Linked DNA regions of Mus musculus: regions 1, 2 and 4 are each linked to region 3. The links are chromatin loops, found by intact Hi-C in ENCODE. Cell type or tissue: left cerebral cortex. All regions are shown on one strand.

Evidence for each region. Peaks named below come from ENCODE experiments on the same cell type or tissue, not always from the same donor. Only the 100,000 strongest peaks of a DNase experiment are listed, where the experiment ranks them.
Region 1: a loop joins it to region 3, with 8 times the contacts of the local background. A loop is called at or near these places in 2 of 42 quality-filtered maps.
Region 2: it touches region 3 in a loop (4-fold over the local background); 7 of 42 quality-filtered maps call a loop at or near these places.
Region 4: it touches region 3 in a loop (5-fold over the local background); 2 of 42 quality-filtered maps call a loop at or near these places.

The regions. Positions count from the first base shown.
Region 1 is chr2:166,479,973-166,487,972 of GRCm38, forward strand. No RefSeq gene overlaps it. Among named protein-coding and RNA genes, the nearest start is that of Gm30908, 13 kb to the left of the region's middle. In left cerebral cortex, a CTCF peak has its summit at 3,777 (motif pointing right); DNase peaks (open chromatin) are centred at 2,960, 3,478, 3,830, 7,496 and 1 more place; H3K27ac peaks cover 2,302 bases.
Region 2 is chr2:166,354,686-166,362,685 of GRCm38, forward strand. No RefSeq gene overlaps it. Among named protein-coding and RNA genes, the nearest start is that of Gm14268, 31 kb to the right of the region's middle. In left cerebral cortex, no CTCF peak of the experiment used is centred here; DNase peaks (open chromatin) are centred at 929, 1,448, 3,468, 5,451 and 2 more places.
Region 3 is chr2:166,427,736-166,435,735 of GRCm38, forward strand. No RefSeq gene overlaps it. Among named protein-coding and RNA genes, the nearest start is that of 5031425F14Rik, 16 kb to the right of the region's middle. RefSeq lists an enhancer at 1-925. In left cerebral cortex, no CTCF peak of the experiment used is centred here; DNase peaks (open chromatin) are centred at 2,387, 4,637, 5,036, 5,414 and 2 more places; H3K27ac peaks cover 1,884 bases.
Region 4 is chr2:166,238,227-166,246,226 of GRCm38, forward strand. No RefSeq gene overlaps it. Among named protein-coding and RNA genes, the nearest start is that of Gm11468, 32 kb to the right of the region's middle. In left cerebral cortex, no CTCF peak of the experiment used is centred here; a DNase peak (open chromatin) is centred at 3,303.

The DNA of each region.
Region 1 (8,000 bases), 52 kb after region 3:
TTAGATTTGGGAACAAAACACCCATGGAAGGAGTTACAGAGACAAAGTTTGGAGCTGAGATGAAAGGATGGACCATGTAGAGACTGCCATATCCAGGGATCCACCCCATAATCAGCATCCAAACGCTGACACCATTGAATACACTAGCAAGATTTTATTGAAAGGACCCAGATGTAGCTGTCTCTTGTGAGACTATGCCGGGGCCTAGCAAACACAGTAGTGGATGCTCACAGTCAGCTAATGGATGGATCATAGGGCTCCCAATGGAGGAGCTAGAGAAAGTAGCCAAGGAGCTAAAGGGATCTGCAACCCTATAGGTGGAACAACATTATGAACTAACCAGTACCCCGGAGCTCTTGACTCTAGCTGCATATATATCAAAAGATGGCCTAGTCGGCCATCACTGGGAAGAGAGGCCCATTGGACTTGCAAACTCTATATGCCCCAGTACAGGGGAACACCAGGGCCAAAAAGGGGGAGTGGGTGGGCAGGGGAGTGGGGGTGGGTGGATATGGGGGACTTTTGGTATAGCATTGGAAATGTAAATGAGTTAAATACCTAATAAAAAATGGAAAAAAAAAAAAAAAAGAACCCAGGGCTGATCTGGAGCAGAAATAATGGCCACTGTGGCTCCTACAGAGCAGTGACCTATTCCTGGGATGACCTCTAAACTGCTGGAGATGGTGGTGGGCTCCACAGCCAGCACAGGGCTTGTGGCATCTCAGCAAGTGGGCCTATGGTGGCTGCTGAGGTTCCACAGGTTGGGATGCCTGGAATTGGGGCGATGGGAATGGGTACCCTAAGTGAGCTAACTTGGGTGTTGCTAGGAGGCTGTGTATAGACGGTTGCGATTCTGGGGTTTCTGTTGCACCTGAGGGGTATGATGACTACTTGGGGTAACCTGAGCCCTGGTGGAATCTTCAGGCTGGGAGCTTGGGGTTAATGGCCTTCGTCACTCAGAAACACAGCTGTCTGGGGAGATGGGCACCATGGCCCTCTGTTAGGAACAGCTGTACATAGGCTTGTCAGACAGATCCTTGGACTGTGTCGGATACTGCCATGCTTTCTCATGTGCCCTTGTTCCCTAGCAACAGGACCGTGACAGACATGTTCTGTGTGTGATGTCAGGGCTCCTGGCTCTACCGAGCCATGTGACATGGTTCTAACCACTGGAGGAAGCCAGTTCCTACTTCTGAAAAACTGGGCTTCCCTACTTAGCCTCTTCTTCCACTCCCTCCTCCCTCTTCTTTCTTGATTGAGGCCAACAAGGGGCCAAGCGTCTCAGAAGTGGAGGTCACAGGAGATACCAAGAGGGAGGCAGCAGCTTGGGGTGGGGTGGAGTGAGACAAAGTGCTGGGCCTGACTTGTGTCACAGGCCTCCTCTGTCAGTGTCTTTCCTGTCTTGATCTCTCGCTCCTTTCACTCAGTCTGCCTACACCTGGCCTGTCCAATCTCCCAACTTTCTCATCTTGTCGCCAGCATGGAATGATCCTCCCTGCCCCCCATCCTCCCACCCGACCTCGTCTTAATTTAATTATAGTACCATGGCTGCCTTGTCATACTTGGAAGTCAGAGATGTCCCAAGAACACAGGACCTGTCCAAGCCTCTGATCCAACCTCTTGTGATTGCAGATGACCCCCTTCCTAGACCAAGGTCATGAGCACTCTAGATGCCAAAGCTAGAGGGGGAGATTCAGACCGCAGCACAGACTCTCAGGTCACCCGATACATGCTGGTCCCTCACCTGGAGCAGGGGTGGAAGATATAATTCAGAAGTCAAGTGGAATCAGGGAAGACTGGAGTTTTCAAGCAAGGACAGACAAAAGAACTCAGGTCCTGTGGGTAAAGGAGACACAGAGGCCAAGTCTACAACCATAAGCTGTGTCCCACGCCCCTTTGCCCCTTCTACCCATACCTAAAGCTGCAGTTCTGAGACACTGGGGAACAGGCCCTGCCTGTGGCCCCACCCTCCCGGAATGTCGACCCTAAACCGCCCCCACAGAGTCACTAACAGAGTCACACTCCCAAAGGTAGGAAGAGTACAGACGGGGGAACAGACTCATGTTGAAGGACACAATGTGGAACTCAGACCATCACTTCCCTTCCTACTGACCAGAACGCAGCCTTGTGAACACTTCAAGCCATGGCGCATGTGAGAACATCTTTACACTGAGAAATAGGAGGTTGTATTAATATAACAGCAGACAAGGGACACCAAGGGGCATCTAGAAAGTTCTACCCAGAAACGTTTAGCAGGATAAGCATTACTGGGCTACCCAGGCCTTGCCAAGTGCAAGAGGACGTTTTAAAAAGTCATCTCTTGGAGGGCCCAGTGTTCCAGGACTGACCCCAGAGTGTTCAGTAGAAGCCTGCCCTTTAAGGCCAGCATCACTCCCGTTTCACAGATAGAGGGGTGCCTGCCTCTCCCAGTGCCAGCAGACAGCCATGCCAAGGCTTCCTGCTCAGACCCTCTACTGGTTCTGATGTGGAGCCTCCCTTTCTTCGACTATTTGGTTGTTTTCTTCTCCACGTATAAGAAGAAAAGTGAAAAGACACCGATGATGCATAATTTGAACCCTGGGGTCTGTGCCTACTGTCTTCAGTCTCCATGTGGCTTCAGAATACCTTATTTAGTGGATCTTCTTCTGGAAAGGGCTATGTCTGTGGCTTACAAGAACTAAAGGCGTCCTATCTGATCAATTCCTTATTTGCTGTGGTGTGTGTGTGTGTGTGTGTGTGTGTGTGTGTGTGTGTGTGTGTGTGTTGCTTGCCTGTCTGCCTGCCTGCCTGCCTGTCTGTCTGTCTGTCTGTCTGTCTGTCCTGCCTCCATGTCCCATTTCCTGGGCTACCTTGACTTTGCATCCTCCCTGTGATGTCAGAGGAGCCATGAATCACAGTGACAGCTCTCCCAGTATCCAAGAGACCTCTCCTGGCTGCTAAGTCACCGTCCCCCATCCCCCACCGTCCCCTGTGAGAACCAGTCAGTGTGTTGAGCATCAGCTGAGGCTTCCAGATTCCATGGGGAATGACCCCCATTGTGTGTGCTGAGGACCAGGCAGCCTCTGGCTAACTTCTTGCTTCTCGGTGTCCTGGGAACCGGTGCTGTTTGCTCCTGTCTGGAGCCTCTGTGGCTGAGCCGAGCACAGGCTGCCCTGGCCAGTGTTTCCATAGCTGCCTCCAGGCTCCAGACCCCAGGCTGCTGCAGACTGTGAAGGAGGCCTCTCCTCTGCCCTCTGTGCTCTGTGCCATCTGCATGACTAAGCTTCCTGCCTTGCTCCTTCGAGTTGATGTCTCTCTATCTCCTATGGAGGGACAAATTATTTGCTCACTGACAGTGGCCTAAATTTGGCAGCAGCCTCAGCAGCATCTGTAACAAACCGGAGCCAGGTTGCCACACTTGATGGGGACAATTCCAGGCATGTCTCGACAGCCCGAGGATGTAAGGATAAAAATTACACCAGCCTCCAGCCGTGGCCGTAAGAGGAGTCTTGGCAGAGGAGGACGTGCAACTAAGAAGAAAAGTAAGGCGCTCTTGCCATGAAAACCTGGCTTGATTTAGCAAGCGCTCAAAAGCTCCTTCAAATGAGGTCACAGGCTCCCTGGGGAAAGAGCTACATCTAAGGAAGAGCAGCTCTCCCCCCTAACAGTCCTGAAGCTACATTGTAGATACAATTTCAAAATTCATTTCCACTGTAGTCCAAACTTAAAATGAAAGTCACAGATAGTATAATCTATATAGTTTTTTAAGATTTGCTTTATTATTTTATGTGCGTGTGTCTGCCAGTAGGGGGCATCAGATCTTTTGGTGATGCAGTTACAGACCTCTGTGAACCACCCAACACTGGCACTGGGAACCAGATTCCAGCCCCCACCCCTGATAGAGCAGCTAAGCGTACTGAAACTCTGAGTCATCGCTCTGGTCCCACACATGATCCTTTTGGTTCTGTTTTTTAAATTTGATGTCCAGGCTATAACATAAGAAGAAATATAAGGGAAAATAGAATAGTCGAGGTAATTTCAATGTGACAATGTCTCTCTTCCCACATGCAAATGCCCAGGCACAAGTGCCCATGAAGAACAGGTCAGCTTCCTGACCAAGACCAGTGACTAGTGTGTTGAGTTGGTCTCTCAAATGCCAAGTGTCATGGCTGCTGTTAGCATTCCTTCTAAGCTCCGCCCAACAATTACCTAGCAACAGCCAGTAGGCCTGGCTTCCTATAAAAGGGACAGATGGGCCTCTCTGACTCTGAACCCTGATTCCCTTTGCCCTCCTTAACACCTTTCTCTCCCCGACCCTCACATGTTCTTGGCCTGGCCAGCCTCTTCTCCTCTTCTCTCTCTCTCTCTCTCTCTCTCTCTCTCTCTCTCTCTCTCTCTCTCTCTCTCTCTCCATCCCCTCAACTCTCCTTCCCATGCCTCCAAATGAACTCTATTCTGTACTAGACCTATCATATGGCTGGTACCTAGGAATGGAGGGGAGGGATGCCTCAGCATAGGCTGGCTGAGGTACCCCCTCCCACCTCACCATACTGTGCTCCATAAAACATATCCTTTTTATAAAAGCACATCAGCTGCTGAGATCACCTTAGCAAGGTTTGGAGGAAATCCAGGTGAAATGTTGCTTGCCAGTGTCCATGAGAATTCCTGGGGAGCAGCCATGTTTGCAGAGACTGTGGCTGTTTAGCACTGTGGTGACTTGGAGAGGTTGGAACCAGGCAGGTTCCAGAGCCGATTACCTGACCTTGGGCTAGATCTAGCCATCTGTGACAGCCATTCCTTGCCCATCTCTGTGTGTGGACTAACAACTTGTGGCTAGTAGATAAAAAACTTGGGATCTACTAACTTAGCAGACTACTGGATTCCACGAATCCAAACGCTAGCAATGTCATCAGACACATCTGAGACCTCTAGGACAGCTCCCCCCATCTCTCTGCAGCCATCTGTCTGATGTACCCACCCGTGCACTCTAGCCTTGATTTATGACTTTCTCTTTTCTGTAAAACCATAAAAACATCATGAAACTGCTTCTGCCTTGGACCATGGAATCTGGGATAACTCAAATCTGTGTTCCTTAGCCACGCTCACTCAAAATGGCTACAGAATAAACTATCTCACGTTCCCCTTAGGCTCAGAATTGTTTTGTTTTGTTTTGCATTGACAGTAAACACTAGAGTCACCACTGGCCTCCTTCCTGGTCCCCTGTCATGAGAATGACCTCCATCCACACCCCTGCTGCCACAGTCCAGCCGATCGTCCTGCCCCTCCACTCCTGGTGCCTAGTCTGATGCGGCAGACTGAACTTCCCTAGGACCACGGGCCAGAGCAAATCTTTCTTCCCCCATCTTCTGCAGGACTGAGATGTCGTCTGCTCACATCTTAGCTTCAGGGCTGGCAGAGGATGGAGATGCCTCGGGCTGTGATGTATCCCAGGAGCTTCTTCTGTAGCCAAGAGAGGACCAGGCTGAACACAGAGGTTGACAGCAGTGGCTGCTAGGAGCACACACGCACACACGCACACACACACACACACACACACACACACGGGCTCACATGACCAGTGGGTGGAGCTAGTTGGGAAGGTTCCAGGAACATGAGAAGGTGGGATGCAGCTGGATGACCTAGCCTACTCTGGGACAGTCCTGGGACAGTCCTTTGCTGCTTAGTCCTTTCCCTCTCTGTGGATGAAGATACCCTCAACTGCACACACCCAGTGCCGCATCGCTCCCCTGGGTGTGTGGACCCAAATGACCCTGGACTGACTTCCCCTAAGCCAGGAGCCAAAGTAGCAACGTTTTAGTGGAGAGATGCTTAATGGAGGAACGATTTGTTTCAGCTCATGGCTTAAGACAGCCCAAGATAACTTTAGCTCTCAGTCAGCAAATTCCATCTTTCCACAGTCCGATGTTTTATTTAGCCAAGGTCAAATGGTCTGCAGGCTCCTCAGGATAGTTGTGGCTTCTCAGGAGAACTTCAGTTCCAGGGCTCAGATCCTTGCAAGCAAGATTTACTAACAGCTGGAAGCAGCTGGCAGGCCTCTCAGAACTAGAGCAGGATGCAAGTCTGCCTGGGGCACACCTGTCCCGGGCACTGGTGCAAGGTCACCCAGCACTAGCAGACCCTCCCACTGACTGCCTTCAGCTCCCTGATCCATCATTGCACCTCTGAAGAGGCAATACCCCGCTAGCTCCACACTGCCTACATGTGGCTGCCTAGTTCCACAGGTTGAGGCCTTCTAATGCCTGTCTGCTGAGTTCCTCTTGCCCTGTGCCTTTCTCTGGATAGTTTTCCACTCTGACCAGGATGAGGCGGGAAACCTAGAACACAGAGGCCTCCAGGGGCCTCCTGCCCCACTCCCAGGTATAAAGAACAGAATCCTCATTCCCTGAGTGAGCCAGACTCCTGAAGTCTGAAGGCTGCACACACACACACACACACACATGCATATCACATACACACACATGCATACCACACATCCACACTGATGCACACACACCCACACCTACACTGATGCACACACACATACACACACATGCATACCACACACCTACACTGATGCACGCACACACACATGCATACCATATACACACACACAATGCATACCATATACACACACACACATGCATACCATATACACACACACACACATTGCATACCATATACATAAACACACATGCATACCACACACCCACACTGATGTTCACACACATACACACACATGCATACCACACACCCACATTGATGCACACACACATATTCATACCACACACCCACACTGATGCACACACACATGCATACCACACACCCACACTGATGCACATACACATGTGCACAACACACACACATGCACACTGATGCACACACAGTGATGCACACACACACACACGTGTGTGAATGCACACATTGGGTGCTTCCTAATGGCTAGAAAACCTCCTTTCCCTCTCTATCCCTCTGTTGCAGAAACTCCCTCAGAGCTAACATGTCAGTCTCGAGGGGCTTGAGGCTCTCCACCAGAAGCTGCTTTCTCGGTATTTAACTGTGTCTGTGTGGGTCCCTGTGCACACGCTCACGTTCATAGGTATGTAGATTGCTCACATGTTATCTGTTACTAAGATACATCAAGACAACAATATTAATCACGATTTTAAAAAGCCTGTCAGTCTAACCTCATCTCACCGACTCGGTGCATTCTTATGTCCAGTCAAAGACACACACATGCACCAGGGTGGTCCCTAAGGACAGCATCTCCTAGAGACACTCTGTGTTAATGATAACACTGCCCCGTGGTGCTGCAGTGCTCCGAGATATTTTCAGATTCTATGATCAACTAGGATCAGCCACAATCAGGACTGGAATAAATATCTTTGAATATTTGTTATCCAAAGCATATGTATGCATACATATGCGCATATAGATGAGCCTCGGTTTCTATGGGACACTTTCCTAAAAATAGGGACTACTTGGGTGGAAGAATATGCGTATGTTTAACTTAGAGGTCGGTGGCTTCTGCCTGCAGCAAGATAAGACAGGGTTGGGATGAAGGAGCCATCTAACACTGCGTTGAAGGGATACGGAGAGCCTGCTGGCTGGGGAAGGGTCCTGGGAGTGTCCTGCTGAGGGAACACCACTAGGCAGAGAACCTGCAAAGGTACAGCAGGAACAGGGGACCAACAGGGGACTCCAAGCACAATAATAGCAGCAAGAGTAACAGCAGCTGAGACTGCGGAGCTGGCTCAGTCAGTAAAGCATTCGCCTTCAGACTGCGAGGACCTGGGTTCAAACCCTGAAACCAGACAAAAGAGTAAGAGCTGGACATGGTGGTCTGCCTGCACTTGTGTCTCCAGAGCTGCGGAGGCAGAGGCAGGCAAGCCTTGCTTCGAGTCTGTGACAGATGGCAGCATGCCAAGCAGCAAGGGTGAAACAAGGCTTGTGGCAGTGAGGCCAGCCGGTTGTTTCATTTTGAGGTGTACAATGGCCCAGCCCATCTGGAGAGCTCCAGAGTG
Region 2 (8,000 bases), 73 kb before region 3:
GTCGCTGCCCATCTCCAGGTTCTGCAGACAGTTACTAAAATAACAACTGTGTATCTGGAGAACACCCCAAAACACCCACAGAGGGTCTTTTGGGAAACGGCTATCCCGGCTCAGCCCCTGAGCCGATGCATCTCTAAGGGATTCAGAGCTAGAAAGATTTTTCTAAAGCCTCCTATGATTAGAGAGCTCCCACCCCTACCCCAGACTCTGCACTCCCCTTCTGCCCTCTGCCCTGAATGATTCTCAGGTGACATTTGGGGCAATTTGATGACCCAGGCCATTTAGGTCTCGGGAATGTTCTGTCTCTGTCTAGCTGTCCCCTTCCCTCCTCCCCGCTTTTTTTTTTTTTTTTTTTTTTTGGAGACAGGGTTTCTCTGTGTAGCCCTGGCTGTCCTAGAACTCACTCTGTAGACCAGGCTGGCCTCGAACTCAGAAATCCACCTGCCTCTGCCTCCTAAGTGCTGGGATTAAAGGCGTGCGCCACCACCACCCGGCTCCTCCCCTCTCTTTCTCTTCTGCCCCACTCCCTACCTCCACCCTCTGCTCTCCACAGCTCTGAAATCACCAGCAGGGTTTGCAGCCCGAGATCTTCCTCATACATTTATTCTCTCCACGTGGAAGGGGCCACTAATTTCATCTCTGCTCATGAAGAGTCAAAGATTCTAACTGGTGATACTGGAATTTGAATGTGAAACGCTCCCCATTGGCTCATGGATTTAACTGCTTGCTCCCCACCCTGACCCCAACTGGTGGTGCAGTTTAGGAAGGTTAGAGCCTTTAGGGGGAAGATCCTCTGTGATGGAGGGATGGATCACTGGGGCGGGCCTTAAGGTTTTATAGCCCGGCTCCACTTTTTTTTAAACTCTCCTTCCTGATGAGGAATACCATGTGACCAGCCAGCCTCCTGTTTCCTGCCTGCTCCCACACCTTCCCTGCCTCCGTGGGATGATCCTCTCGACTTGTAATCCAGAATAATGTCCCTTAAGTGGCTTCGTGTGAGGAGATTTAAATAAGAAAAGTCACTAATGCATTTTGAAATGCTCATCCTATCTGGGGTCAGCCAAGCTGCCTCCAGCAGAGAGAGCCCCGGGAGTTGTGGATAACAGAGACATTTGTGGACCTCATAGTTATTATCAAGAGCTTCCTTATGGAGATGGATGGCAGACCCAGCTCAGGTCTGTGGAGAGAAAGGGACAAGAAACCCTTCCTTAGAGAGCTTACTCTCTTTGGGGGAGCGGGATCATTCACAAAGAAGCAAATGAAGGCATCACCTCTAGCAACATGAACAAATGAATGGCTGAATGAATGAATGAATGAATCCCGGGTTTCCATGGCTTTCCATAAACAAATTTCTTTTCATCCTTCAAGGCTTGGCTTTCCTCTGTTCCACCCTGGCAGCCTCCCAACTCTGCAGTACCTATGTTTCATCCTGTGCCCCGCAGCCAACTGCCAGCAGCTGGGCTGTGGGGTGGATGGCTACAGATCAGTGAGCATGTGTTTGTGTTCAGGAAGTGTGACTGGGATGGGATCATGTTTACATAAGCTGCATGACAAGTGGATGCATTCGTGTCCGTGCCCATGGAGGAGGCTGTGAAGATGGGGCGCAGTGGACCGTATTTTGTGGGTTGGAATGATGTCGTCTTTGGCAAGGTTATGGTGGGTGATTACCAAAGGGGACACAGACTACACTGTCCTGCTGGTGGCCCAGAGCTGCAGAGGAAGAGAGATTTCTGCCTGGCACTGACCTCACAGCAGCGGGGAATAGAATAGGGGAGAGAGCCCCACAAATCCTGATGGGGCATTGTGCCCTGCCTCCTGGAGTTCCTGGAGCCATTTCAAGGGAAGTCCGAGGTTACCTGTGTAAGCCATGGATGTACGTGAGGCAGCCCAGGTTGATTTGGCAATTGCCTGCCAAACCCCTCCTCTGTGTAGGTCATTTAAGGCCCGAAGTGCCTGCCTTGTGGAGGCCATGGCTGCCTTAACTGATCGACCATCAAGGACTCCCTGAGATGGGCGGAACCCACGCAGACCACAAGGCTACCCGGCCCTGTCGCTGTGAGCTCTGCCTTGTTAGATAGATGGCTTGGTTCCTTGGCTCGCTGGTGCCCTTTGTGGGCAAAATAAAATAAAAGTTAGATGCCTATTCCAATAGCGTGAAGCTGCGTTTAGACAGTGTTCTCCGTAATGCTAGCTGTCAGGGTCATGGTCATGGTCATGGTCACTGCAGCATTCCCACGCACAAACCTGAGAATGGTGCTGCCTTAGACTCCATGATCATGATACCTGCCTCTCCTCTCCTCTCCTCTCCTCTCCTCTCCTCTCCTCTCCTCTCCTCTCCTCTCCTCTCCTCTCCTCTCCTCTCCTCTCCCCTCCTCTCCTCTCTTCTCTTTCTCTTTTTCATTAAAAATTATTTATTTGTTTGTTTGTTTGTTTATTGTATATGAGTACACTGTAGCTGTCTTCAGACACACCAGAAGAGGGCATCAGATCCCATTACAGATGGTTGTGAGCCACATGTGGTTGCTGGGAATTGAACTCAGGACCTCTGGAAGAACAGTCAGTGTGCTCTTAGCCGCTGAGCCATCTCTCCAGCCCCTGCCTCTCCTCTCATATGGCCACCTTAGAGGCCCCAGAAGACTCTTGGGGCTCTTTCCCCTGTCCCTTACTCTGGACACCTCTTGTCAGTGGCCCAACATGCTCTATTCCTTTGAAATACTGGCTTGCCCAGCATTAATGGAAACTCACTTATTGTCTCCACTTGACACTGGATGCCAGACGCCTCAGCCCCCTGAAATGTCTACTTTCACCCCCCCACCCCCAATTCGACCTCCACTGTCCCAGAGAATATCATCAGATGAGGGAGGCAGGCATCAGTCACAGGCTCAGAGTCCTGGCTTGCTCCTCACACCCTCCTTCCACTCCACCACTAGCAGTTATCCCTCCAAATCACTGAGATTTCTGTCAGAAAAGTCTCCTGGACAACAGCCTAGCTCCTTGTCCTGTTCCTGGGGAGGCTGGCTAGGTGGGTGTGTCTCTCCGTGAGGTCAAAGTGCAGATCCCTTGGTGGGAACCAACACAGTGACTGCTTGGGTAGGGTACGGTGGGACTGCGCCAAGGTCCTGGGCTGAGGGGACACAGCTTCTCTCTCCAGGTCCATCCAGGTCACAGCCGTGGCTGGAAGCAGCTTCAGGCTCTTGTGCTTGGAGGCCTGGAAGCACTTCACACGTGGTTCCAGATGACAGCCAGGCTCTGTGCCGTGAGGCTGTGCAAAAGTAAATGCACTCTAGGACGAGCCAGGCCACCCCACCCCCATGCACACTTCCCGTTCTGACATCTACCATGAGTTCCACCCTGATGAGTAGCCCTGGGCATCAAGTCAGGCCTGCTGTGAGAGGATGCTGTGTAACCCTGGCTGGCAGAGTCTGTGGCTACGTGGTGATGCCCACACAGCAGCCACGTCAGCTTCATGTTGGCTGGGTCCAGTTTTGAGTTTCAGAGTGCAGATCCACACTTCTGGCTCCCTCTACAGAGATCACACACTCAAAGCCAATCTCCCACGGAGTTTTTCCTGTGGTAAAGCCTCCTTCAGGAGGTGCGGGTTCCAAGTCACATTCGGCAGGGCTGAGCTCCTCCTGGCTGGCTTCTGCAGGGGCTGAGGGTGCAGCACCCCTTCTGCAGTTAAGTCTCTAGTCTGCTCTGGAAGCCACCTGCAGTGGTGATGTGCTACAGCAGCCTGGGTTTCTGCAGGTCAGATGTGTGCCGCAGGCCTGGCATCCTCTCTCCTCACTCCCTTCCAGGCACGTGGGATGCCTGTCACACAGCTTCCATCTCCCCTCAAGTCCAATAATGGATGCTTCTAGAACAAACTCCCAGCAGCCTCCTCCAGAAAGTCCTCCCACAGCCCCCCTCAGGCAACAGAGACAGATGACCACACAAGGAGGATGCATGTTGTTTTGAAGATGCTTCCAGCTCAGGCCTTTATGTCCTACTGTGGAATAAAGAAGGGGTGTCCAGAATCCAGGGACTCTCCTCTGGTCTACCCTACTCCCATTTACCCAGCACCAGCCTCCCCCACCCCCCACAATACAGATTATACCTAGAGCTGACCCCAGGACACCACTTCCCACGAATACATTGAAGTATGGGAAGCAGAGGACATACCAAGAAATATGGGCCAAGGGTTTCTGAACCTTCAACATCATTAGACCAACCACATTCACAGGGCCAGCCCAGAAGCCACAGGCCACCGCAGTGTATGAGACTCTGGCTGCTCCGGTCCTTCCCTGGCACTAGTTACTCACACAGAGCTGTCTCATCCTTAGCAGAGGTGCTGCCCAGGAGCCTCCCAGGGCAGGAATGGAGACAGCTTCCACCTGGCCATGTCTCCTGTCTACCGGAGGCAGGGACTCAGATGACAGGGAAAGCTGACCTGGAAGTCACATGTCAGCTGTTCCTCTTTCTAACTGTACCTTCACGGGTACCAGCTTCCCTGAGCCTCTGAGTCCTGAGGTGTGGAGCATGGGTAATGACATTCGCTCCATGGGATGTCATAGTAGTTAATGAGCTACTGTTGTAAAGCCCTTGAAACATAGCTAACACAGGTAGTTCCTGGAGCCATTCCTAGGTTTAGTCCTAGGGCACACTGGCTACTCTACAAAGCTGTCCTTGGATCTGTTCCAGAGGGACCCTGAGCACTGGGTTCTAAGGGTGGCAGAAAAGACAAGCATACTCCAAATGGCCCAGAGATCCGGGCACATCTGGATGCATCGTTTCTCTGTGAGAGTGATGAGCGTGTCTCTCCCACACTGCTATGAACATCAGTAATTTTAGTCCTTGATTAAGGAGTCACCTGCCTCAAGGGCTGATCATATTGTGTGCCTTCAAAGAGCCAACGTGCCTTCCCCTCTGTGAGACGTTCAGATAGAGGAGGTGTTGGGATAGGGACAAGCTGGGGACAGGGTGTGTGCTTGTATGAGTCTGATGGCTGGGATGTAGTTGAGTGTGCAGTGTGCTGACGTCATTGCCTCCCAGTGATGCAGAGTCGATGGCATAGCTGTACTGAAGACGAGGTCCAAGGTCCAGAAGCCATCTTTGATGAGGTTGAAGCCAGCTCAGCATGTCAACTTCCTCTTCAGGGCCGCGATCGTGTCGAGGAGAAAGCTTCCAACAGCCCTTCCAAGCCCTTCAGCACCAGCAAGCATTTGTTCTGCTCTGCCTTAGGAGAAGAGAATACAAACACTGTCCAGCGTCTCTGGGGCCTTGGGTCTGCCCAGAATGCTTTTGCCTGGCCACATTGGGAGATGTGATGTTTATCACACTGAAAAAGGATAGCAGCCTCTTCAGCGCATCAGAAGGTGAAAATCAACGTCAACCAGCCATGACGCCCGGTAATCAGCTGGGAGGCGGGCCTGCGCTTGGCACTTTGCCCAGTGCAGCTGTCACCCTCTGCACGCCTCTGCCCGACTTGGGATGCACAGGGACAAAGAAAACAATGCCTGCCAGGGCTTGTGGTGGCGCTTTTCATATCCACTCTAGTGCCATTTACTCCACACCCCATTAATGCCGTCCTTTTAAAAAGCAAATCCTCTCTCCAGCCTCAGGGTGCATGCCAGAGAGGACTTAGTGAAGTGCGGAGTTGAGAAGTCACTACCATCGGAGCCAGGACGTCTTCATTATCCCCTGACACATGCCTCACTCTTGTCAGCAGCTTCTTTCTCGTCACCAGCCAACCTCTGTCCCATGGGTGCACCTGGGATAGAGGCTTCATGGAAATAGAATCATAAGAAAGGTGGCCTGTGGGGCTGGGGGATTTCTTTAAATAACATTATTTCAAAGGTTTGTCCACAATAAGGCAAGTGCCAGCACTTGGTTCCTTTAAGGATAGAACAATGGCTAATTGTACAGGCGACCACAAAATATAAATCCACCCTTTGTGACGGTGTATTTTTTTTTTCTATCTCGAGACAGAATATTTTGTAGCCCAGGCTGGCCATTAACTCCTGATCCTTCCACCCCCACCTCTCAAATACAGGGGTTAGAAGATTCAAGGAATGTGGAGTGTGTATTTGGGGGTGGGCTTGCTCTGCCTTTCCAGGCACACCTCTTTTCTTCTGCATCTTCGTTGGTTTCCAGCCTTCCAGAATCTTCTCTCATATGCAAGAATTCCAACAGAGTCATGTGTTTGTCTCTGGGGAAAACCAGCCATGGGCCTCATTTTAATGTGGGCACTAAAGCACCCTGACACAGTAGGGAGGAGCCCACGTTGGGAGAAAAGCCAACCTCCCAGTCTATGTTGCTTTCGTCTCTTGGGCCATATGCCACTGAAATGAGATTTGTAAATATTTTGTACCCAGAAGCCATCTGCAGATCTAATAGTGAGGAGCCTGGTGAATTTGTGACATAAGGTGTTTACTGAGTGTGTGCTAATTACTCTTGTATCAAAACAAATCTTGTTCTTCAGGAAAGGGGTGTGAGATGGGGGGTGGGGGTGGGAACACACCGCCCACCCATATCTGTGGTCTGGCTTTTGGAATTTCAGTTATCTCTAACTAACTGTGATCTCAAAATGCTAAATGCAATTCTAGAAGTAAATAGTCAGACACTGTGGGCTGCGCTCTGTGGCAAACAGTGGGAGGAGAAGGTTTCATTCCATCCTCCCAGGATGCAATCAGCCCCTTGGCCAGCTCATCCACACCGTATGTGCTACCTTCCTGTGAGTCCTGCAGTGGGCATCTTGGTGATTGGCTGGATGCTCTCAGTGTGGCCAGGCTTGGGCTTCATAATGACCTGGACACATTTGTAACAATGTATTGTTACAGTCCCATGGCCATGCTTGGGTTTACCCTTCCAATGCAAAAGTAATGATGCTTATACATTTGTAACAATTTGTAACAATATGTATTGTTACAGTCGCATCCTGGCGGCTTATCCTCATTCTCTTACTGTTCCCATTCTGCTTGGTCACAGGTCTGTTTATGCAGAAAACCTGGTGGGGTCCGAATCCCTCTTATGTAGTAGTACATCATTGTTGAGACCCAGCCGACAGTCTTCCTGAGAGCCTGGGGCAGGAGGGTGAACCCGGGTGGGCGTGGCACAGTCTGGAAGGCTTGAAATCTAGAATGTGTGATGAAATGGAATGGAGGGTGATTGTGGGGCACTGGAGGGGGAGTGGGGAGGAACTGGTAGAAGGTGATTGAGAACTGAAGGGAAGAGGATATTGCACAACACAGAAGAGAGACCCACATGTGGAGGCCCGCTCCTCTCTCCAACCCCTGCAAGTTCAGTACCAAGCATCAAGCATGAACATGCAGGTTCTAGGCCCTTCCTAGGGCGGGATTTGGGTGGGGGTGGGGGCAGGGCTCTTATTGGGTGAAGATAGGAAATGGGAGGTTTAAGTAAGGTGTTCTCAGTGTAATGGAGTGTTGTCTAGATGGTCATCAGGGGACAGGGAGAACACCCCTGCCAGTGCGGAGGACACTTTGCTGGGAGGCTGGGAAAGGCCTTTCCAAGTGGGTGGACATGAGAAGTAGCTGTGGTGTCAGTAACTAAATATAGAGCCTGCATGCTGGTCACTGTCCCAGGAGCTGAGCTCTTCTCAGCCCACCAGCCCAGTACACCTCATTCCAGAAGGCTCCTCTGTCCTTCCCTAGCCCCCGTTGCAGCCGATGCTTCTGTGAGCCTTAGACTCTACACGCATGGCTGGAGAAAATAACAGCTTCTTCCAGGCCTGGCCCGGAGCAACCCCCAAGGCCCAGGGCCAGGTCTGAATGAAAGGCGCTGTCTGGGGGCTGCCCGGTTGTAGTGAGGGAGAAGATGGGGCATTTCTCATGGTTTGTCTCTGCCAGGCCCAGGCTGAGCTTTCGATGTGGCTCTGGCTTAGTCTGAGGTCTCTTGGGCCAGCCCTGGCTTGGTCTACCTGATGTCCATTGCGGGGATAAATCACTTTCTTCCCTGGGGAAGATGAGCTCTCTCGTCATCTCATAATCCTAAGATGCCAGCTT
Region 3 (8,000 bases):
CTGAGACACTGAGTACACATTTTAAAGTTTAAGAAACATCGAATAATCGAAAGATCCTGTCCATCAGGAATATTGGTTACACACAACAGGAAACCGGAGTGGATGGCTTTAAATGGAGGGAATTAAGCTTCCATCTCTTAATAGCTTAACGATGTCATCAGAGCCCAACTGTCAGAATTCTGCATCCTTGGCTTCTCTGGGTTTCCTCTCGGGATCATTCCTAGAGCACCTCCTGCTCCCACTGTAGGATGGCAGCTTAACCCAGTGGAAAAAGAGTCTCTGTCTCCCCGAAGCCACAAGTCTCCATGCACCTCACTGGCCCTTTATGTGTCATGGGCCTTTCTCTGTGTCAGTGAGAGGAGCTGAAGGAAAAAGAGCTAGTAGCCTCGGCCACTTGACAAAGGGTTAGTCCAGCCCTCCTGAGAGCAGGAGATGGATCCCAGAGAAACTGGGACGAGGCTGTGGCGCCTTCCGGGTCGGCACCGCAAAGATCATGCATTTGAGGGATGTAAACAGAGGTAAGATGTGGAGAGGTCGTCAGGTACAAAGATGAGACTCCTTACCTAGAAGAGTTCTCGGGTCAGATACTGTGACCTCAGAGAGCCCTCTCAGTGTGAAGACACAGCAGGACACGACAGGACAATGAGACAGAAGATGCTAATGCAAATAACCGGGATGGGAAAATGGATTTTTCTAAACAATGATGTAAAAAGGATGTGGTCACCAAGATCAAGGAGAGTCAATTGCTAGCAACGGTAGCCAGTTCAGGTTCAATAGACAACTACAAACTGATGGCAGGTTCACAGGCTGGGAGGGAAACCTGACGGAGTTCTCCAAAGGAGCAGACCTGAGTCAACTCTGGAGTTCTAGGGTAGGAGCAACAGAAGGCACAGAGGACTGCGCCTTCAAGCACTGTCAGAGTGGGTCTGTCCCTGCATCTAGTTACCCAGCCAGAAGGATAAGATTATTCTTCTTCTTCTTCTGATTCTTCTGATTCTTCTTCTTCTTCTTCTTCTTCTTCTTCTTCTTCTTCTTCTTCTTCTTCTTCTTCTTCTTCTTCTTCTTCTCCTCCTCCTCCTCCTCCTCCTCCTCCTCCTCCTCCTTCTCCTCCTCCTCCTCCTTTTCTTTTCTCTCTCTCTCGCTCTCTCTTTTACATATTTGTGCACTCACTATGTATGCTGTGTATGAAGGTCAAGGGTATTGGGTGTCTTCCTCTATCACACCCCAATTGCTTGGGAGAGTTCTCGTGTCATTTTGTTTTGTTTTGGTTTGGTTTGGTTGGTTTAGATAAGATCCCTCACTGAACCTTGAGCTCACTCTTTCAACTAAACTGGATGGACAATGAGCCTTGGGGACCTCTGCACCCCAGCTCTGGAATTACAGATATACACCATCCTACCTAGAGTTTTTTTAACCTTAATTCCAGAGAGGCAAACTCAGTTCCTCACGTCTGTGTGGGAAGTATTTCCCCACTGAACTGTCCCAAGTCCAGGAGAAGCCATCTTGATTCACAGGTCTACAAAGGAACCACTCAGCTGACAGAAGTTCCCTAAGCCAAGGTCAAGATGCTTTCTCTTAAAATGCAGAGAGGATGTATAAGAGCAACAGGCCATGGTCCCAGCCTTCAAAAACGGATTATGGCTGTAAATCACAACTGACCATTGGCCACCCGGCTCCAGTCAGAGCCTGTAGTCTCCACCTTTTGTTGGGTTGTTTAGAAAGGCCCAGAGAAGCAGGGCCTCCCCCTCATCCTTATATACTCAGGAGCCAGTCTCAGACACACCAGGGCCAGCCTGTATAATCCTCATTAGGCCTCTGTGTGCGACAGTGAAAACCACAGAGCCAGCCTGGAGAGCACACACTGCAGGCAGTGGGACACCATGCAGAGGTTAAAAGAGGCACACACGGAGCTTTAAGTGTCCTTGCGAAATATGGCCTCTTTAGTGCATGCGTAGTGCGATGTATTTTATGCCTAAAACATTTAAAGCCAAGTCGAAGGAATCTATGCTCGTTGTCTCCTCTGAATGACTTCTCTCCATTGTGAGTCATGCATGCGTCTTCAGATAGCTTCACAGTGTGGGTTCTCCCTGTCTCTGTCTCTCTGTCCCTCTGTCTCTGTTCTCTCTCTTTCACGCACACACAAACGCACGCACGCACACACTGCTAAGCAGGCTTCTGCTTGCCCCGTTTTTCTGAATTCTTTTGGAGTTTGGTTTGGTTTGGTTTGGTTTGGGCAAGGTTATTGGGGAACTATCTCTCCTCCCAGCAGCATTCCACACATCGTGATTTGTCCATTGATTGTGTCAGAGCTAGAGAAGGAGCTGTCAGCACAGCTGTCTCCCCGCAGGGACCTGGACTTCCTCCAGCTGCACAAAACAGGGATAACAACTGTCACATGCAAGCCTGAGATGACAGCCAAGAGGAACCACAGCCTGGAATGGATGGGAGAGGCAGGTGTGTCCAGAGGGAAGTGAAACCTGGCTGGCACGTCTGCCTGGAGAAGCCTTTGTCCTCCTGTCAAGGCTGCTGAGGCGTGTAGCTACCTGTTCCCTCCAGCCACAGTGGACCTGGAACCCAGCAGCAAATAGACCATTCTCGTTGATATTCTTACTTCGTTTTATAACTGCCCCATCTCCCAGGCTGCACAGCCGACATCTAATTTATTCGTCTGTTGCTATGGTAAACAAAAGCAGCTTAAGGAGGAAATGGTCCGGGGCACAGACCATCATGGTGGGGAAGTCCAGAAGGCAGGGGTTTGAAGCACTTGGCCATATCACATCCACAATCAAGGACAGAGATTCATCAAAGCGATTCTGGGTCCTCTCGAGTTCACACCCAATGTGGGAAGCCGCCCTCACATTTGCCATTATAAGATGGCGCTGACAGCTGTGTTCTAAGTAGTAAACATAATCTGCACACGTGCAGGGGCAGTTTTCCCGCCATGTGTTCTGCCTTTCCCGTGATGACAACTGGGCCGATGGGCTGCAGCCAATCAGGGAGTAATACGTCCTAGGCGGAGGATAATTCTCCTTAAAAGAGACGGGGTTTTGCCATTCTTTTTCTCTCTCTTGTGCTTTCTTTTTCTCTCTCTTGTTCTTGCTTTTTCTCTCTCTTGCTTTCTTGTTCTTTCTCTTGCTTTCTTGTTCTTGTTCTTTTTCCTGCTCTCTTGCTCTCTTGCGCTCTTGCTCTCTTGCTCCTGAAGATGTAAGCAATAAAGCTTTTGCCGCAGAAGATTCCGGTTTGTTGCGTTCTTCCTGGCCGGTCGCGAGAACGCGTGTAAGAACCCAATACCAGCCTTCACACCTCCGTTAACCTGACACCCAAATCCATCAGTTTTAAGCCATAGCCTTTCACCTCTTCTCCCCATTGGCTCAGAACCATGTTGTAACACAACTTGCATTTAGTCTGATTTTAAAGTCCCCGTAGACTTTAATGATGCTTTAAAAGTTTAAAATTTCTTGACCGTAAACTATGAAATAATTTTTTAAAAGCTACATGCTTTCAGTATATAATGACAGGGTGAACACTCCTATCCTAGAAAGAAAGAATACAGACATAGCAGGGAGAAACTGGACCAAATTACAGTAAGAAAAGCATTATATCCTTCAGGTCTGTGTCTGGCATTTAGGGCTTACGATGAAATCAGCTGGGCTCCGAAAGACTTAGGTAGCCTCACCCCTTTGAATCTACTCCTGAGGTGCACATGGACTCTTTCCTGTACTGGCTTTACACTGTGCCCACAGCTCACACTATGCCCACAGCTCACACTATGCCCACAGCTCACACTATGCCCACAGCTCACACTATGCCCACAGCTCACACTGTGCCCACAGCTCCCTGTGGTTGGCATTCCACAGCCTTGGCATCTCCAATATCGTCTCCACTGCAATTTGGGATTCACCATCACGGCTTCACAGAGTGGCCTCTTATCACCTCCTTCCTGGGACTCAGACCTTCCCACATACTGCCTGGGCTCAGAAGGACAAAGGCTCTCCATGACTCCCCTAATCTTGTGTCTCCCATGCTTGTAGAACCAGAACCACGTGGACGACCTTGAGGTGTAGCCTGGCCACCTTGGGCCCCACTGATATCAGCCTCTGTGTACTGACCCCGGGGATACACTTCCCTAGACAATTGCCCTTGGGGAATACTGAACCCTCCTGGCTAGGTTTCTAGTGCAAAAGGAATTTTTTTTTTTTTTTTTTTTTTTTTGGTAACAACATGAGGCATCTGATGGGTGATGCTTTGCTCGCAGGACATTTCCCTCTTGTCTGGGTGCAGTACAAAAGGCTTCACTTCCGTGTGGTTTCACTTTAACAGCTACACCTGCTTCTTCGGCACCGGGCCTGGATGCCCTCCCATCATGAAATTTCCTCTTCTAAACAAATAATTCCATTATCTTTTAATTCACCTTCACACAAATACCATGGTATGGGCAGAATGAAACCACGGCTATCAGCTGAAAGTATCTTTGTTCCTCAGCCAAACGGAGCCCAGGATAACAAGTGCAGGAGCCAGACACTGAGTCACAGAGCCTGCTACCACCCGCCACTCTCCAACTTCAAAAGTGATCTCCGTCACTTCTTCTGTATTGCGCGTCTTACAATGGAGTCCCAGGTCCAGCTGGTATGGACTGCGAGGCACAAAGAAAGCAAATCCGAAGGGCTGGTGGCTGCCGGCTCTTTTCCAGGCATCATTTTGGCCATATGTGTAACTGTGTCGGATTCCCCCGACGCAACCGGCATGACCCATTGGGTGTGTGCATCCGAGTCAGGAACATGTAACTACAAACACGGTGACATCCTTGGACTCAAATAGCATGCCTGGTGGCTGGTAACCCCTCGACAGGAAGCATAGCAGTTTCTTTCTCTTTTCATCTCTCCTCTCCAAACATCTAAAGTTTTAAGCTCTGGCCCTGACACTCGGTGTCTCAAGCACTCTTCCCGAAGCCCACACCCACATCCACCCCCCATTCACAGATGTCTCTGCTACGCCTGCCTGCTCTTGGCCTTCTAACTCAGAGAGCGCAGCCTTCTGTCTCCCTTGCCCGCCTCCCTCTTGCCAGCAGCTGCCGAGATCCTGAGCCTGTTGCTCTCTCTCTCAACTTTCAATAAAGTCATCCTTTAAGTTCCCCGAGGAATCCATTTTTCAATGCTTTGATCTATAGAAACAAGAACCTGTCTCCCTGGGTCACAAGGTCCACACTCAGGAGGATGGAGCTCATGCGAGGACAGGGTGCCAGGAGGAAGGAATCTCCGGGAGTCCCTCTGGAGTGGCCCACCACCCTGTCCCTGTTTCATTTTAAAGAGCTGTTAGACCACATTATGAGTAATTGACAGACAGCACGTTCCTCCAGGCCCATATTTTAGGAAGAAGCTCCTGAAAATAGCCCCGTTCACACCACGGCTGTGAAAAGGAAAAAAAAAATTCTTTTGCTTTGCTGGCCTCCAATTCAGGGAAAGTGTGAGATTCTGAGAGAAGCGTCCTCCAGATTTTAGCTGAATTATGTCTTTTCTTTTTTTTCCCCTTCCAACTGGTGTCTTTCTGTAATGTTGGGGACCGTGGGAGCATTCAGGTTGATTCTCTGCCCTCTTTTTTCCTCTTCATTATGAAGAAGAAAAAACAAAACAAACACCTTGGCCGCCCGGAGTGTTTCGTAGTTCCTAGCAGGGGTCTGACTGTCTCTCTGTTCTTTCACCCTGACTGATCTCCTTCAGCAGAGGTTCCAATGCCAATGCCATGATCAAGCCCCCTGGGGTGCCCTGGAGATGAGAGGTGCCAAGTCTACCCCCTTTCCAGAGCGGTGACAAGTTGATTTGGGCACAAGACCAAATTTGACTCACCGGGCTCCGGGCAGCACTGTCCCCAAGCCTGGTCCTGCCACTGGTGCTGACCCCAAGCCTGGTCCTGCCACTGGTGCTGACTGAGGCTGGCTCTATCAAAGGACCAAACCTGCCTAGCTCGGTGGAGTCTGAATGCCGGGCCCAGTTTCTGGCCAGGACCACAGCTGGGTTCTGACACAGACCTGGTACCATGGAGACGAGGCAACAGACAAGGAGATGACTCATCTGGCTGAGAGCCCAAAAGATGGATGCCAGGCCTTCCCGCAGACAAAATAAGATTACGGAGACGGAGAGCAAAAAGTGTCTGAACTCAAATGCTAATGCTCTTTAATCCATCCACTTAGAAAGCATCTGCTGAGATCCAAAGCATCTGCTGAGATCCAACGCATCTGAGAGAGCGCTATCACACTCGGGAGCCCATTTCCAATTCTCTCCTCCCATCCCTAATGCAACAAAAGCTGTCACAGACACTTTTCTGCACCCCAAGGTCCCGTCACCCACCATGGCAGGGTCACAGCTCTCCACTACTTGTGACTGTCTGGGTACTTGGACATGCCGGGCCGTGGAGATCAGAGAGGAGGACGGTGCTGTGTCCGAGCGAATCACTAAAAAGTCCAAGAACTCCTGCTCTGGAGCTGGAGAGACAGATCCATCAGTAAAGACTGTTTGCCATACCAACATGAGGACCCCAGTTAGGGTCCACAGCCCCCACAGAAAAATGCAGGCACAGCAGCACACATGTGTAGTCCTAGAGCAGGGAGGTGGGCACAAGAGGATCTTGGTTTTGCTGGAGAGCCAGTCCAGCTGATCCAGTGAGCTCTGGGTTCAGTGAGAGACCCTGACTCAAGACAATGAGGCAGCAAGGGATAGAAGGAGATAAGCCAAATTTGACTTCTGACCTCCACAAGCACACGCATACACACACACACACACACACACACACACACACACACACACACTGTGCCAAAGTGACTACAGGAACATGCATTGAGATGGTAGAATTGAGAGATGGCAGGGATTCTGTCAGCCTAGAATTCAAGAATAAAACAAGCCAGGCCTTCCCACCCTCCATGTTAGACACAGAATGCCTCTGTGCACAGCCAGGGTGATTCAAGTGGTGTTCGCTGTTACTGTGTCACGTGGCTATCTGAACTAATAAATCCCCTCCCGCACCCTGACATACCGTCTGCAGACACATTAAAAGCTTACAACTCCCTTCTAATGCTCCCTCGGGGGAAAGTGGCTCTCAAGCCGTCCTTACAGAGACACGGGATTCCTCCTGACTGACAAGACAGCAGCTGATGTGGGTAAACAGAAATTGAGCCCTGAACTTGCTCGGAATGAGAGAGGAGAGAGGTTTTTACAAAGCTCCAACACTGGGGACAGATGCTTCGCCAGCTCTTTCGTTGTAGATGTAAACAGGACAAGAGCTGTGTGCATACTTTTCTAGGCCTAAGTTTCAGATGAAGTAGCAGAAGGAGCCACCTTGGGGTATAGGTGCTTGGTGCCATGTGGAGATTACATGAGCTGAACAATTGATGCCACATGCAGTGTGACATTCACTCTATCACCACTGTTCAGTGTGATTGATGTGTGCTGTATCACACTGGTGTACAGTGTGATATATGTTCTATCACCACTGTACAGTGTGATGTTTGTTCTATCATACCATTGTGCAGTGTGCTATATACTCTGTAACTATGTGCAGTGTGATATATATTCCATTCTATAACTGTGTACAGTATAATATATATTCTCTTCTATAACTGTGTGCCGTGTGGTGTATACTCTCTAACTGTGCACTGTGATGTATCTGCCATTCTATAACCGTGTGCAGTGTGATGTATATTTTACTGCAGTCCTTTAGACAGTAGGAGGAGACAGGTAAGAAGAGCATCCTACAGTGGAGTGTGGACTGGGCACTCATTGCCAACCACGGCTTCAGAGAGGGAGGGAACCTCCCACTGCTTTTGTTGACCCAGCATCATAGTTGGCTTCGGTTTTCAACTGAACACAAACTCGAGACACATGGGAAGAGGAAATCTCAATAGAGGAATTGCCTCCAGCACATTGCTCTATGGACATATCTGTAGGACATATTCTTGACTTCGAATTTTAATATAAAATGGCCCAGCCCACTGTGGGCAGCACCATCCC
Region 4 (8,000 bases), 190 kb before region 3:
GCTGAGACTTGTGTTTTCTCGGGTGTGACACACTTAAGAGGGGGTAATATATAAAAGACTGTCACAAGTCAGGGAAGAAGTTATGCTTACCGGTCGGTCCCTTGAGCAGGAACCAGTACACAACACAAGGCTACCAGCAAATGCTCAGGTTGGAGCAGGCAGAGGGAACAGGTATGCACAGAGGTCTTTAGGGTGGCCTTTGAAGGAATGACAGGGTGAGGCAAGCCAAACAAGTTTAGGGTTGGCTAACTGAAAGTTTCAGAGGGTTCTGGGCTGTCCCTAGCTGCATCCAACCTTCGCAGGGGCATTTAGAGCAGGTGTGCAGTGACCCAGTGACCAATGAGAATGGTGCTGAATCTGCTCTGGGCTGGATCTGGTTTGTACTGAGACACTGCAGGCAAGCAGTCTGGAGGTTGGCCACCCTGGCAAAAAGCATTGTCAGAAATTGTCACCATTGTCAGCAAGGATATTAAATGCTGAAACACCAGAATACACAGCCTAAAAGGCCTGGTTAGAATGCACACAGACAAAACAAACACACACACACACACACACACACACACACACGTACATGCACTCGCACATACCAACACATGTGCCTTCTCCATCCTGGAAGTAGCCATTGCCTCCTTTTCCCAGAGCAGGCCCTCTGTGCCCTTTAATTGCCAAGAGCATTTTGGAAACTTCAGTGATGTAGTTAAAAAAAAACAAAAACAAACCAAAAAACCCCCAAGTGTTATAATTATGCACTGTTGTGTATATTTTTGCCTTTACATCTTACTTGGAAACTACAAAAACCAAATAGAGGAAAACAAGAGGCCCAGGCAAACAGCCAGCATCCCGTGGGCAGAGCCAGCCGGGGCTCAAAAGGGAGGGTGGCCTCTTCAATGTCACTGGTTTTTCCACTTGCACAGGGGAAAAGGCCCTGGCACTTGCCTACACAGGTATCCCCAATGGCCACCACGTTTCCCGTGCTGTATCCTGGGAGGCCTGGTGAGGAAGGAGCCTGCCGTGTGTGAGGCCTGGTTTAGTCAGCCCTGGGTTCTACTTGGGAGATCATGGGTTCCCCTCCCACGGTCCATCCCAGAGACCTCCACATCAGTGAGACACCAGAAGGTCTGTGTGAAGATCCTCTGATGTCTAAGAGTGGGTATTAACCTGACACACCCAGTAAAAGGGAGCCCCAGTTGAGACATTGCCTCCATTAGATTGTCCCCTGGCCACACCTGTGGATTATTTCTGGGTTGCTACTTGATGTAGAAGGACACTGTGGGCGGTGCCATCCCTAGGCAGGTGCTTTGGGGCTGTATAAGAAAGCTACCTAAGCATGAGCCAGGGAGTGAGTCAGAAACCTACCCCAGCACTGCCCCATGGCCTCTGCTTCAGTTCCCACTTCAGCACCCTGTTTAAGCTCCCTCTGGATTTCCTCAAAGATGGATTATAAGCCAAGTAAGCTCCTTCCTTCCCCACAAGCTACTTTCAGTCCGTGTTTTATCACAACAGCAGAAAATTGAACTTGCTGTAAACCACTCATTCTCAAAGGAAAGGCCTTCAGCTGCACAATGGCAGAGGACATGCAACACAACAGAGCCTGTTCTTGAACAGACTTTGTGAATGGGGTCTGGCTGTTTGTGCTAAGGAAAGCTTTGCCTCCACATGGCTGCATTTACTTAGTTTTTGATTGACCCTGGTACAGCCAGTCTTTCAGTAGCAGCTGCTTCAGCCAGCCAGCGCTAAGAAGTGTCAACAACTGTACCTCTTCCTCTCTACCAACTTCCCTGCCTTTCCCAGCAGACAGGGCACGGCCTTTTCTTCTTTTCTTGAGATTCGGCTGTGTGTGAGTGTGAGCCTCGCATGTGGCTGTTTACGTTTGTGTGAATGCGTGTGTATGGAGGTCAGAGGACAACCTTGGTAGCCATCCATCTTCCTTTCTCTTGCTTGCCTGGAGCTCAGCAATTAGGCAAAAGTGACCTTGGGGATTCTGTCTTTGCCTCTCAGGGCTGGGATCACAAGCACAAGAGGACACCCTGGATTTTGGCACAGAATTCATGACCTCCTGCTTGTGAGGCAAGTACTTTGTCAGCTCAGCTGCCCCCCACCCCACCCCAGCCAAGGACCTGAAGTATTTAAATATGCATAGAGCACTACATTCAGAGCAAAGCCCGCTCTTCTTAGCATCCCTTGCAGCTCAGTGCAGCTACAGCCTCCCTTGCAGCTCAGTGCAGCTACAGCCTCCCTTGCAGCTCAGTGCAGCTACAGCCTCCCTTGCAGCTCAGTGCAGCTACAGCCTCCCTTGCAGCTCAGTGCAGCTACAGCCTCCCTTGCAGCTCAGTGCAGCTACAGCCTCCCTTGCAGCTCAGTGCAATGTACAGAAAGAAAATTAAGGTCTCGTAGACTTCAGAGAGAGTTTTTAAGCAATGGGGTTCTTTAACTCCTACCTTTCTCTTGGTCTCATGGCTCTGTGTGTAAGAGTGCCACTGATCTCCAAGTGGCCCCAGTGAATGAGGACCACCTACTGAGTGAAACAGGAGCCTTGGCCTTGTGGGGCTGTTTACTCTCAAACAGTTCTACCAGAAGAAAACCACAGCTGGATTGAGGTCCTCACTGGTACAGAAAGAAGCCTTAGCATGGTACTCTGCTGCCTGACTCACTCAGAGAGGCCACTCTGGGGTCCTTGTGGGAAACACCACCCCATATTAGAGTAGCACAGACCATGTTTCCTGCATCTTGACACCGCCTCACCCCTGCAAGGCAAGGAAAGACTCAGGCTTTGGAAAATACAAATATAAATTTTCTCTAGATTTTCTTTCTCAGCCATGAGCAAAATCTTTGTGTGATGACACCGTGATTAAAAAGAGGGTTCAAGGGCTGGAGAGATGGCTCAGAGGCTAAGAGCAGTGGCTGCTCTTCTAGAGGTCCTGAGTTCAATTCCCAGCACCAACTATAATGATATCTGGTGACATTTTCTGGTGTGCAGGCAAACATGCAAGCAGAACATTGTATACATAATCAATCAATCAATCAATCAATCAATCAATAAACCAACCAACCAACCAACCAACCAATCTTTAAAAAGAAAGAAGGAAAAGACAGTTCAATTCTTATTCCACACAGAAAATAGGAAAAGAAAAAAAAATCCAGTAGCCTGATCTGAGTCAGACTCCCTGCTTTTCCTGCACTCCCTGTGAGGATAAGAGCCCACGTGTGTGTATGCACACCAACACACACTCTTGCTCATGCACTGCGCCTCACTCCCCATCCCCCCATGCCCCCTCTCTCACACTCCCTACCTCACCCCTCATCTTACTCACTTCAGTTTAGGGAGGGGGAGGAGGGACAGATGGCACCTTGGGATTTCTGCTGGGGCGGAGGAGGATGTAGAGGGTGGGAGGATGCTGCAGAGGGTTGTAGCTTTGTCTCTGTGCCTCTTCCATATGTTGGACTGGGGGCTTTACCTTCCTCCAAGAAGCCTATCCATCATGGGACCCCACCTCAATCCCTGAAGCTCCTGCAGTTCCTGCTCTGGATAGAAGCAGTTCATGGTCCTGAGGTCCTTCTCTCCCCATTCATGGTGATCTCTGGGGTTGAGGCAGGGCTAGGACCCCTCACAACCAATCAGAGTCACTTACTTCATTCTCTGGACCATCCTGTCAATGGCCCCGGACAGGGAGATTCTGCTATTGAGTACTTGGTCGCAGCAGCCCTTTCCATGTGGACGTTCGCTCCACGTCTGGATTTGGTGGAGGAGTTGGCTTGTCGTGGCTGACTAGGGGCAGCGAAGGGTGAGGGACCCTAAAATCGGGCTCACTGACTCCGGCTTTCTGGATAGACTGTGGTGACGAGGAGGTCTGCTCGGAGTATAGCTTAGTAGGGCTCCCTGTATGGAGCCCTCCACTTAATCAGCATGAAACACTGCCTGAGCCAGGAGAAGACGGCCATCAATGAAAGGGGGCCATGGGGACTAGTGAGTCCTGCCCACAAGGACCCCAATCGTTCCAGTTAATGTCTGCTCTTGGGTCCTGAGCAGGTAAGTTTTGGGTGACAATCTTCCTAGGGTGAGTATGAGGCACAGATGCCACGGAGCTATGCTCATAACTCACCCTGTCACCCTGGTTTCTGGGCTGCTGTCTCTGCATCCGCATTTCTGTAGATGTGAACAGCCACACATGTTGTACCTCTAAACAGGTAAAATATATCTTTTTCCGTTGTTTTCTCTTCTTTTGTCTTCCTCCTCGGCTCCTAAAGGTCTGTGTGGAAGGCAGCTTCCCCAGAATCTATTTCTCAATAGCACAACACCGAGAAGGATCAGATGGGAGAACACACACACACACACACACACACACACACACACACACACACACACACACATTAAAACGACTCCACGCAAATGGCAAGAACTACTGGAAAACCTCACAGCAGCTGGGAAATACTGCTGGGAGGGAGAATAGTGCCCCACCTCCACAGCTTTGTGAGTTCCTGATAGCATCAACACCAGTGCCTCCTGCTCTGTGAAGACCCACTCTCGGACACCTCCCGAGCCACCTGGACCTTGCTAAATTCCAGGCTCTGCTCAGAAGGGCCTGGGAGGTTCCCAAAACCTTCTCTTAAACAAGTGAGATGGGAAAAGCCGTTAGCTGGAAGTGAGGCTTTGTGAGGTCACCCGCAGTCCTCGCTGCAGCCTGAGAGACTGGCCACTGGCAGGTGACCTTTTCCCCAGGGAAATGACCTCTTGGGTGACTGAGCTTTTGGGTGAGCGACCTCTCCAGTCAGTGATTGCCTCAGTAAGTGACACTGTCAGGTATGAAATGTCCTTGGGTTGGAGTCCTCTTCAGGGCCACCTGGCAGGAACACGGTGAATCTAGGATTTAAACGCAGATCTCTTCGCGCCTACAGTCCCCAGTCTAATACCATGGTGACTTCAGCTGCCCAGATGATTTTTTCCAATAAAATTTTAGTGTATTTCATCATGTCTCAGTAATTAATCATGGTTGTAAAATCATGGAAAATTAATTATGAGATCTACTCCCCTTCAGCAACCCTGAGCTATGAACACTGACCTTGTGTTAGCCTGTCCTGATTGAGCTGAAGTGAGATACTGTCACCGATGCCTGGCTCTGGAAGGAGAGTCAATGCCAAGCATCCATCACGTGAGCTCTTACCGCTAAGAGCTCGGCAGAAACCAGAAAGCACTTACAGCGGCCTCAGACTGCAGCGATTTTCTTGGTTCCAGCAGAACCTTTGCCAGAGAGTAACCCAGGCCTGCAGTGTTTGCTATCACCTGGGAAGGGATGCTACCGGGTGCCACTGAAGACAGACTGTTTCCCTGGGTGGGAACCCTAAGCCAGGCCAGCTCAGCCTTGGACAGACCCCCACACTAGAAAATTCCACCGCGGATGCGCCTCACATGGCTGGGCTCTGGGGCCAGGAGGATGCACATCAGTTCCTGCGGCTCCTTGTCTTGGTGGGGAGAGAAATCACGAGAGAGAACCCAGAACAGGACTCTGGGGGGTGGGACAGCCAAAGGGAGGGTCAGAGGTCAGAGGCCAGATGTGTGTTAGTGAGCTCTGCTCCGTGCCCACTCTTGTCATGATCCATGTGTTTGACAACTTGCTTTGAAGGTGGTGGGACAAGTAAATAGAATTTCCAAAAAAGTCCTCTACTTTAACAGAGAAAAGCCATAACTCCAGGGGACCCAAAACTGGAGTTGAACTAGCAAGCAGGCTCTGCTGCTGGGGAGACAGGGTTTCTTAAAGGATGGTTTATCTACCCATCTTCACTGTGGGATAGGGGCATTGTGGGGTGGGAACACTGTGGGGAGGAAACACTGAGGGGTGGGAGCACTGTGAGGTGGGAGCACTGTAGGGTGGGAACACTGTGAGGTGGGAGCACCGTGGGGTAGGAGCACTGTGTGGTATGAACACCTTGGAGTGGAAGCACTGTGGGGTGGGAACACTGGTGTGATAACACTGTGAGGCAGGAGAACTATGGGGTGGGAACATTGTAGGGTAGTCACCCTGTGAGATGGGAACACTGTGAGGTAGGAGCACTGTGGAGTGGGAGCAATGTGGAATATGAACACTGATGGGTGGGAGCACTGTAAGGTGGTGACACTGGGTTGGGAGCACTGTGGGGTGGTAACACTGTGAGGTGGGAGCACTGTGGGGTGGGAACACTGTGAGGTGGGAGCACCATGGAGTAGGAGCACTGTAGGGTGGGAGCACTGTGGGGATGGTAACACTGTGGGACAGTAACACTGCAGAATGGGAACACTGTGAGGTAGGGGCACCGTAGGGTAGGAGCACTGTGTGGTATGAACACCTTGGAGTGGAAGCACTGTGGGGTGGTAACACTGTAGGGTAGTAACCCTGTGAGATGGGAACACTGTGAGGTGGGAGCACTGAGGGATAGGAGCACTGTGGAGTGGGAGCAGTGTGGAGTATGAACACTGATGGGTGGGAGCACTGTGAGGTGGTGACACTGGGGTGGAAGCACTGTAGGATGGTAACACTGTGAGGTGGGAGCACTGTGGGGTGGGAACACTGTGAGGTGGGAGCACTGTGGGGTGGGAACACTGTGAGGTGGGAGCACTGTGGGGTGGGAACACTGTGAGGTGGGAACACTGGGGAAGGAGCACTGTGGGGTATGAACACCGTGGAGTGGGAGCACCATGGGGGTAGGAGCACTAAAGGGTGGAAGCACTGTGGGGTGGTATTACTGTGGGGTGGGAGCACCATAGGGTGGAAACACTGTGGGTTAGGGACAGTGTGGGATGGGAACACTGTGGGGTGGGAACACTTTGGGCAGGGACTGAACTCTGCTCTCCCTGAGAAGCCCAGGATGTCTCCTCACAGCCGATCTCTCTTGTGTTCTGTGAGCAGCTGGTGGGAGGATGCCAGCCTCACCTCCCCCTCGGCCTCCAGAATTTCCTCAGAGCCTCCCTGTCCCATGGGTCACCTTAGGTGCTGGACACAGCATGACTTCAGAATACCTTGGAGGTCTAATCGTAGCATCCAGACATAAAGGCCAGGTTGGCTTTGGGAAGGTGCAGATCTACAGAGACAGTCTGGGGGACCTGGGCTGTAATCGACCGGTCATGTTGTGTGACACCCGAGCCAGAAGCAGGTGGCAGATGGCCATAGAGGACAGAACTCTGTAAACAGCCCTTTGAAGCCTCCAGGCCTCCAGACCAGGCAGGATGATCTCGTGTTTCCTGCCTCCTCTCCCAGGTCAGCCCTCACACGATGGCGATGGCGAGTGCTGCAGTCCACCCACCTGCCTACACAGGGCAGCACCTCTGGGGGTGGGGTCAGCCCTGGGGACTGCTGGGTAGGGAGGTGGAGCAGGACCAGGTGAATGGTTGCCTGCCATCCTCCCACAGGTGCCCAAGGCAGGGATGTCACTCAGCTGTCATCTCCAGTCAAATGGGAGGAATCCTGACGCTCTTCCCCCAATTTTGCTGTGTTGTCTTGAGGGTACAAGGAGGCAGGAGGCCCAGCAATCTGGGGGCCGAACGAGCACAGTGTGTGCAGGACCTGGGCGGTTTCTGCTGTGACTATTTTAGTTGACTAAGAGTTGTTTTATTGCAATCCAGGGAAAGGAAAATTCTGTCCCTTTGTTGTGAAACAGTTTTTGCGTGACACTGACTTAGCTGAAATTAGTTTTTCTTATACAAGTGTATCCCCCTGTAGTGAAACCTGAACCAGCAGCTGAGTCAAGTCTCTGCTGGATGGGTGGGGGCACTGCCCAAGGCCATTTCTATGCCATTAACCATCAGGCAAGACACATACATACCGATTCCTTCAACAAATGTCCACTAACCCCCTACCGGGCTCCTAGCTCAGTGCCCAGAGCAGAGTATCTGTGGGGTGACCCAAACGTAAGCCATGAGGATCTGGGGGCAGATGACAAGTCAGGGAAGCCACCTGGGATTTCAGCAGAGATGGTGTGATGAGGGCGTGAGGGTGGGACTGGGTGGGACTGGATCCCTGCAGGGGCAGCAG